2 separate regions of the Mus musculus genome follow, and region 2 is linked to region 1. Evidence: chromatin loops called from intact Hi-C (ENCODE). Cell type or tissue: left cerebral cortex. All regions are shown on one strand. Each heading gives the region's core, and the rest is flanking DNA. Links, peaks and the distances in the headings are about the cores only. Region 1 has its middle 35 kb from the start of Gm38995. Region 2 overlaps Gm36722.

Region 1 (2,914 bases), core at 321-2,820:
TTATAAATCTTTCCCCCAGAGCGATGCAATTTCATTGTACTTTAAAAATAATTAAACAAATATGTAAAACATATTTCCGTTGCGTTCTTTTACTTCACTTGGCCCGGCAACGTGAGGCTCCTAATTACTTAAATATTTCCTTTTACCATTTTTCAAAACATTTTTCTAAATTGTCAAAAAACATTCTGGAGACAGTTGGATAAAAAACATAGTGAACATGTGTCTGATTAATTTTTTAAGACAATCAAGATCAAATGTAAAAAAAATATGATTGGAAAGGTTTCAGTGTGACAATAAAAAGACAGAAATCTCAGCACAGGGCATGTGGTGAATCACAAGGACAGAGGATTCACAATCTTTACTACGATATTTATTGTAACTTGGATGACAGTCAATGAACAGGCCTGGGGTGTAAATTGTGAGACAGAGTATGGCCTTAAGGGACCGTGCAGGTGGGAACATTTTGCCCAGGGTGCTATAGGAAGTCCCTAGATACCCACTGCTGAGCTCATAAAGCAAGAGATCACCCTGGACAGCCATTCTTTGTCGCCTGTCATTACAAACAACTGCAGGGCAATCTGCTGGCTTCCTGACAAGCAGAACCGTCCCTCATCTGCCAGCTGACGGTTGGGCCACCATCCCGAGGCCATCGATGGAGCTGTTCAGTGATGGAAAGCCACTTGTCAAAGGAGAGTTTATGACATTAACTCTCAAGTGCTTCCTTGTTGAATTTTATTTTACTTTATTCGATTTATTTTGTTGGGTCCTTTAAAAAGAAAACTTATATTTTTAAGTCCCCAATAAACAATTGGGATCAGAGAATGTGGTTTCTCTTTCTAGCAAAAATACCTCTGACTTTTTGCTTTCTTTTTCTGGCATCAGCTTGGTAAATGTCACAGGGGGATGAGAGGTAAGGCTTCCAGCTGAGTTTGCCACCCTTCTGGAAACTGGGAGATGGTTTGACACTGGGGGGTCATACCATCTGCCAGCACGAATGAGGAAACCCCACGTTCTATTTCTGAGTTTAGGTCACCAAGCACTGTGAAATTCACAGTAGGGACCTATCCTATGACCCACATGCTCAGGATGTCCTCTGAAGCAAGTAACAGAGGGGAAGAACATGACCCTGGTCATCTGTTGTGCTCATAGCTTGATCATCTTACATACACACACACACACACACACACACACACACACACGGGTTTGTGATCCTGGGTTCCTGATTAGGGAAAGATATTTGTCTCCATGGGAGGAAAAGGGCAGATGATATCAGAAAGGCTTGCCCACATGCTCACCATTGTGCTTGTGCTTGGCAACAGGCATTAATTTAAGTAAAAATCTTACTCTAGCTTCCTGGAAGTCTAAGCATGACCAGGGCTCCAGGGTGACTTGCTTCAGGGTAAGTGTGTTAGGATCTGGGGAGAAGGCGACACTCTAATGTGCACCCACTCATTCGTCATCTCTGGCTCAGCCAGCCTTGTCCATGGCGGCCAGCTCATCTCCCATCATTTTACAGCTCCCCACTAGAGGGTATGAGACTCCCATCTGGGCAGGAGATGCCACCAGTTAGTAGCTAAGGGTGACACTATGATAATTACGTACGGACCTTGGCTTCTCTCCTCGACATTCACAGGGGAGGTTGGAATAAGGATGGGAAGGGAAGCCAGAGGAAGGAGGTGGGTGGGAGGACATCAGTGAGCCAGGCCACAGCTCCCAAGTAGAAGGAAGCCAAGTAGTAGGAAGGGCTGAGGCAGATGGTGCCATGGACAGCTCTAGACTCCAGTTCTCTGTGTGTATGTATGTATGCACGCATGTGTGCTACAAGTGTTCATGCATACATGTTTAGGCTCACACATGATACACCATTCATATGGCAGTCAAAAGATAGCTTTTTTTTGGAGTTGGTTCTGCTGTCCACCGTGTTTGGAAGCTGGGTTTCTCATTCCCACCACTGTGTTGTATACTTCAGGCTAGGTGACCCACGAGCTTCCAAGCCATTGTCCCTGTCTCCACCTCCCTCTGAGAATACTGGTATTACAGATGCAGCCAGTGTATCTCATTTTCTAAATTAGTTCCAAGGATCTGAACTCACGTTGTTGTATAGCAAGTGCTTTACCAACCAAGACGTCTACCTCCACAGCTTGTGAGCTGCATTGTTACAACATTTGTAGCTTCTTGCTTTCTCTTATCTGGTTCCAATTCCAGATGAGTGTCTGAGCTTACCCCAAATTTAAGGCTTGTTTGTTTTGATGCATCTTATACCCATAATATGGTGAGAATCTCCTGACAATCTTTGTGATCAAAGGAAGCTCTGACATGTGAAGATTTAATGGCAGGTGTCTAAGCCCACGACACAAAATGCTGTGAGGCCAATGAGATCCCTTTGCCCCGAATGCTGCATGGCTCCCTCCTCTGGAAAACCTTCACTCTTACACTGAAATTAATAGAGAAGAAAGTGGGGAAAAGCCTCGAAGATATGGGCACAGGGGAAAAATTCCTAAACAGAACAGCAATGGCTTGTGCTGTATGATCAAGAATTGACAAATGGGACCTCATAAAATTGCAAAGCTCTGTAAGGCAAAAGACACTGTCAATAAGACAAAAAGGCCACCAACAGATTGGGAAAGGATTTTTACCTATCCTAAATCTGACAGGGGACTAATATACAATATATACAAAGAGCTCAAGAAGCTGGACTCCAGAAATTCAAATAACCCCATTAAAAATGGGGTACAGAGCTAAACAAAGAATTCTCAACTGAGGAATACCAAATGACTGAGAAGCACCTGAAAAAAAATGTTCAACATCCTTAATCATCAGGGAAATGCAAATCAAAACAACACCGAGTTGTTGAGTCTACCCCACACCAGTCAGAATGGCTAAGATCAAAAATTCAGGTGACAACAGATGCTGG
Region 2 (2,914 bases), core at 129-2,628, 550 kb after region 1:
CCACTGAGTGAAATATATTTATAGAAACCATTTGGACATTTAAAAACCAAACAAAACCTATATTCAAGATAGCTGATGCTGGCCACGTAGAGACTCACCCTTGGCCAAGAGTGAGACTCGCCCCTGGCCAGGAATGGCTACTTCTTTGCTGATGGGGATGTGGGAGATGCCCACCTGCTCCCGCGCGGTGGCGGGAGCTCGCGGATGTTAGTGACCCGGTGCTGGTGTGAACTCGGCTCTTTAGTTCTTCCGCTCTTCGAATAAAGGGGGGACAAGGTCCCATCAGTCAAAACACTGCGTCATTGAGGACCAAATAGAGCCCACCTTCCTAACAAGATGACCTCAATAACTGGATAGGGGAGTTCCCAGACCACGATAAATCTCATTCCCCTTTCTCTCTTCCTACATCGCTCCTCTCTTCTGTCTAACTCAAGATGGTGTTGTGACTGTTCCCACTTCCCAAACAGGGAAGACCAAACGCAGCACTGAATGGGGGCAGGTAAAGAGGGGCAAGGAGCTTTATTCTTTTCTCTTGTATCTGTTTTGAAACTTAGTAAATATCACTTGTATTTGGACCTTTGGGTGCTAGAAGGTCATGGGGTATGAGGCGGCGCGTATGCAAGTGGTATCTGGCCCCAGGGCTCTTCTACCTAGAAGAACTAAAGATCTACGAACACCCTGCACAGACGCTCTTACTAAATTTTGTCTTAGCTGTTGTTTGCCTTCTGTCTCTTGAGCGTTCTTCCTTCTTTTTCCCTTTCTGTTTTTCTGCTCTGTTCTCTCTTTCGAAGAGTCATTCCTTGACCGTCATAAAAATTCTCAGGGCATTCCTTTTGAATCTATGAGTTTTGTTTTGTTTTCTTCCCAAGTGCACCACCCTATGCACTATTTCTGAGGGAACTAAGCAGTTTGCGAGGTTCCTGGCTTTTGGGGTGGAGGGGAGAGGGTGAGAAAAAGGTCAGCCTCTGGTCGACACCTGGTTTAAAACAAAAGAACATGTTAAGAAGTTTCAAAGCTGCCAATAAAACCCTTTAAGTGGCTTGTGATGCACTGCCTAGAGTTCCCGCGATGGCATTGGTAAATGACTCTAATGCCCAAAGAAAAACATTACAAATGCCGCTGTCTGCGCCACCAATCGGGCGCCGCTCTCCAGCGCGGGCGGTGGCTCCTCTCTGGCGCGGAGGGCACCCGCATTTGCATGATAAATTGACCAGACTGGCGGCAGCCAATGAAATATTCAAATTAGGCACGCGGGGGGTGGGAGTGTGGTGAAGTCCCTGGGGCTCCCCCTTTGAGCAGGAGCAGAAACTGGCCTTGCCACCTCTCCTTTAGCGCCCCCCAGAGGCGGGACAAAGCGTGGCCCTTCTGGGAGAGGAGGGTGGGAGAGTTTGGGGGGAAGGGAGGTAACACTCTACAGGTGCTCTTGGGCACTGGAAGGCATTAGGGTTGGCCAAGTGGATTAGGAATGTCTTAGAGCCTCTATCTCTCTTGCACTTAAATCAGCAGGATTGCAGAATCAGATAGAGACTCAGCAATTTAGGGGAGCCCTAGACCCTTTCTAATAATATGGTTGCTGTGTTGGCCCTCTGACCACAGCAGTCTTCCCAATACTAAAATTCTGGAGCAGATAGATCTAAGCTGCCATGAGGGGAAAGATTCCATACCAACAGGTAGGGAAGGTAACCTAGTTTAGAGCTATGTTAGACTCTCAACTTTCATCAGGCCTGAGATTTCACAGGACACCAACTGTGGCTTTGCTCCTGGGAGTGGAGACACAGGCTCTGCCTAGATCTTGGTAGGAGCCTCAGCAGGCAGAACTCATCTGGTCAGGGATATTAAGGGAGAAAGCACCCAGGCTCAAGGCAGCACTCTGAGTATGTACAAATGGGAACTTATAAATTACTAGTCAGTAAATGGAAACCCTACATGGGATATGCCAGAGGATATAAAGGGAACTAGCTTTTAAATAGGGGTACCACTGGTGGCCAGGGACTCTTGGTCTTCTCAGGAACCTAGCGAGCCCATCTTCTGGTCTGGCTCCCGCGTGGGAGACCTGACTCAGTTCATACGAATGTATGGGGGTCTCTCTGCAGTGCCTTCCTACTGTGTGCCAGCCTTAGCCTGAAGGGTAGTACTGTTTCTGTAGTCTGCTATGGAATGATAAGCACTCTCACCCCTCTCCCATCACAAGGCTTAGAGATGGGCCTAGTTGCCCTAGACAACGCTTAATTCCCAGCTCTTTCTCCAGGCCACAAGGGTCTTTAAGAAGTGGCATGAGTCCCCTTAAGCATTTCTCCCCTCGACATGCTAAGCAGAAGTCAGTTAACTACAGCTGTCCTTCCTGGCCACCAACCAAGGAGGCTCTCTGGGAGGGTCAGAGCCTAGCAGAGCCTGGCTCCAGGCTGGCTCGAGAACTGTAAGGACACCAAGCAATAGTCTCGGCTTGCTGTCTTACAGTTTACAATCCCAGCACTCTGAAATCTAAGGTAGGAGGATTCAGAATGTGGGGCTAACCTGAGCTGTAGGCTAACCCAAGGAAAAATATTAGTTGCCGATACAAATATGGGAGAGAGTTGATTTTGATTTTGGATCACTTAGCAGGTTTTATCTGCATGTCCAACACGAGGTGACTAATGCATGGGCTGTTTCTGTCATTCAGGGTCTTAAGGGGTGTTAGCCAAAGAGAGGAGATTTTGATCTTCGGCCCAGTGGGGGGATGCATAATGTAACACAGCTGGTAGCCAAGTTTGGTCCAGATATAAAAGGACATTTTCTCTTACTGCTAGCTTGCATGCTTGGTCAGAATTCCCACAAGGAAGGGCCTGGGAAGAGATGTGCCTATACTTGGCAGGCTGGGTCATTTTTGACTGTGTCTCAGGAAGTCCTTCCTTGGTTATTCTCAGGCCTCATCTCT

Evidence for each region. A loop is a pair of places that touch in the nucleus more often than their neighbours do. Peaks named below come from ENCODE experiments on the same cell type or tissue, not always from the same donor. Only the 100,000 strongest peaks of a DNase experiment are listed, where the experiment ranks them.
Region 2: a loop joins it to region 1, with 1.8 times the contacts of the local background. A loop is called at or near these places in 2 of 42 quality-filtered maps.

What each region holds. Positions count from the first base shown.
Region 1 is chr7:37,239,671-37,242,584 of GRCm38, reverse strand. No RefSeq gene overlaps it. Among named protein-coding and RNA genes, the nearest start is that of Gm38995, 35 kb to the right of the region's middle. In left cerebral cortex, for the core only: a CTCF peak has its summit at 1,522 (motif pointing right); a DNase peak (open chromatin) is centred at 1,543.
Region 2 is chr7:36,689,045-36,691,958 of GRCm38, reverse strand. The region is part of intron 1 of Gm36722; the gene reads left to right. Among named protein-coding and RNA genes, the nearest start is that of Tshz3, 7.6 kb to the left of the region's middle. In left cerebral cortex, for the core only: a CTCF peak has its summit at 1,343 (motif pointing left); a DNase peak (open chromatin) is centred at 1,233; H3K4me3 peaks cover 1,080 bases; H3K27ac peaks cover 503 bases.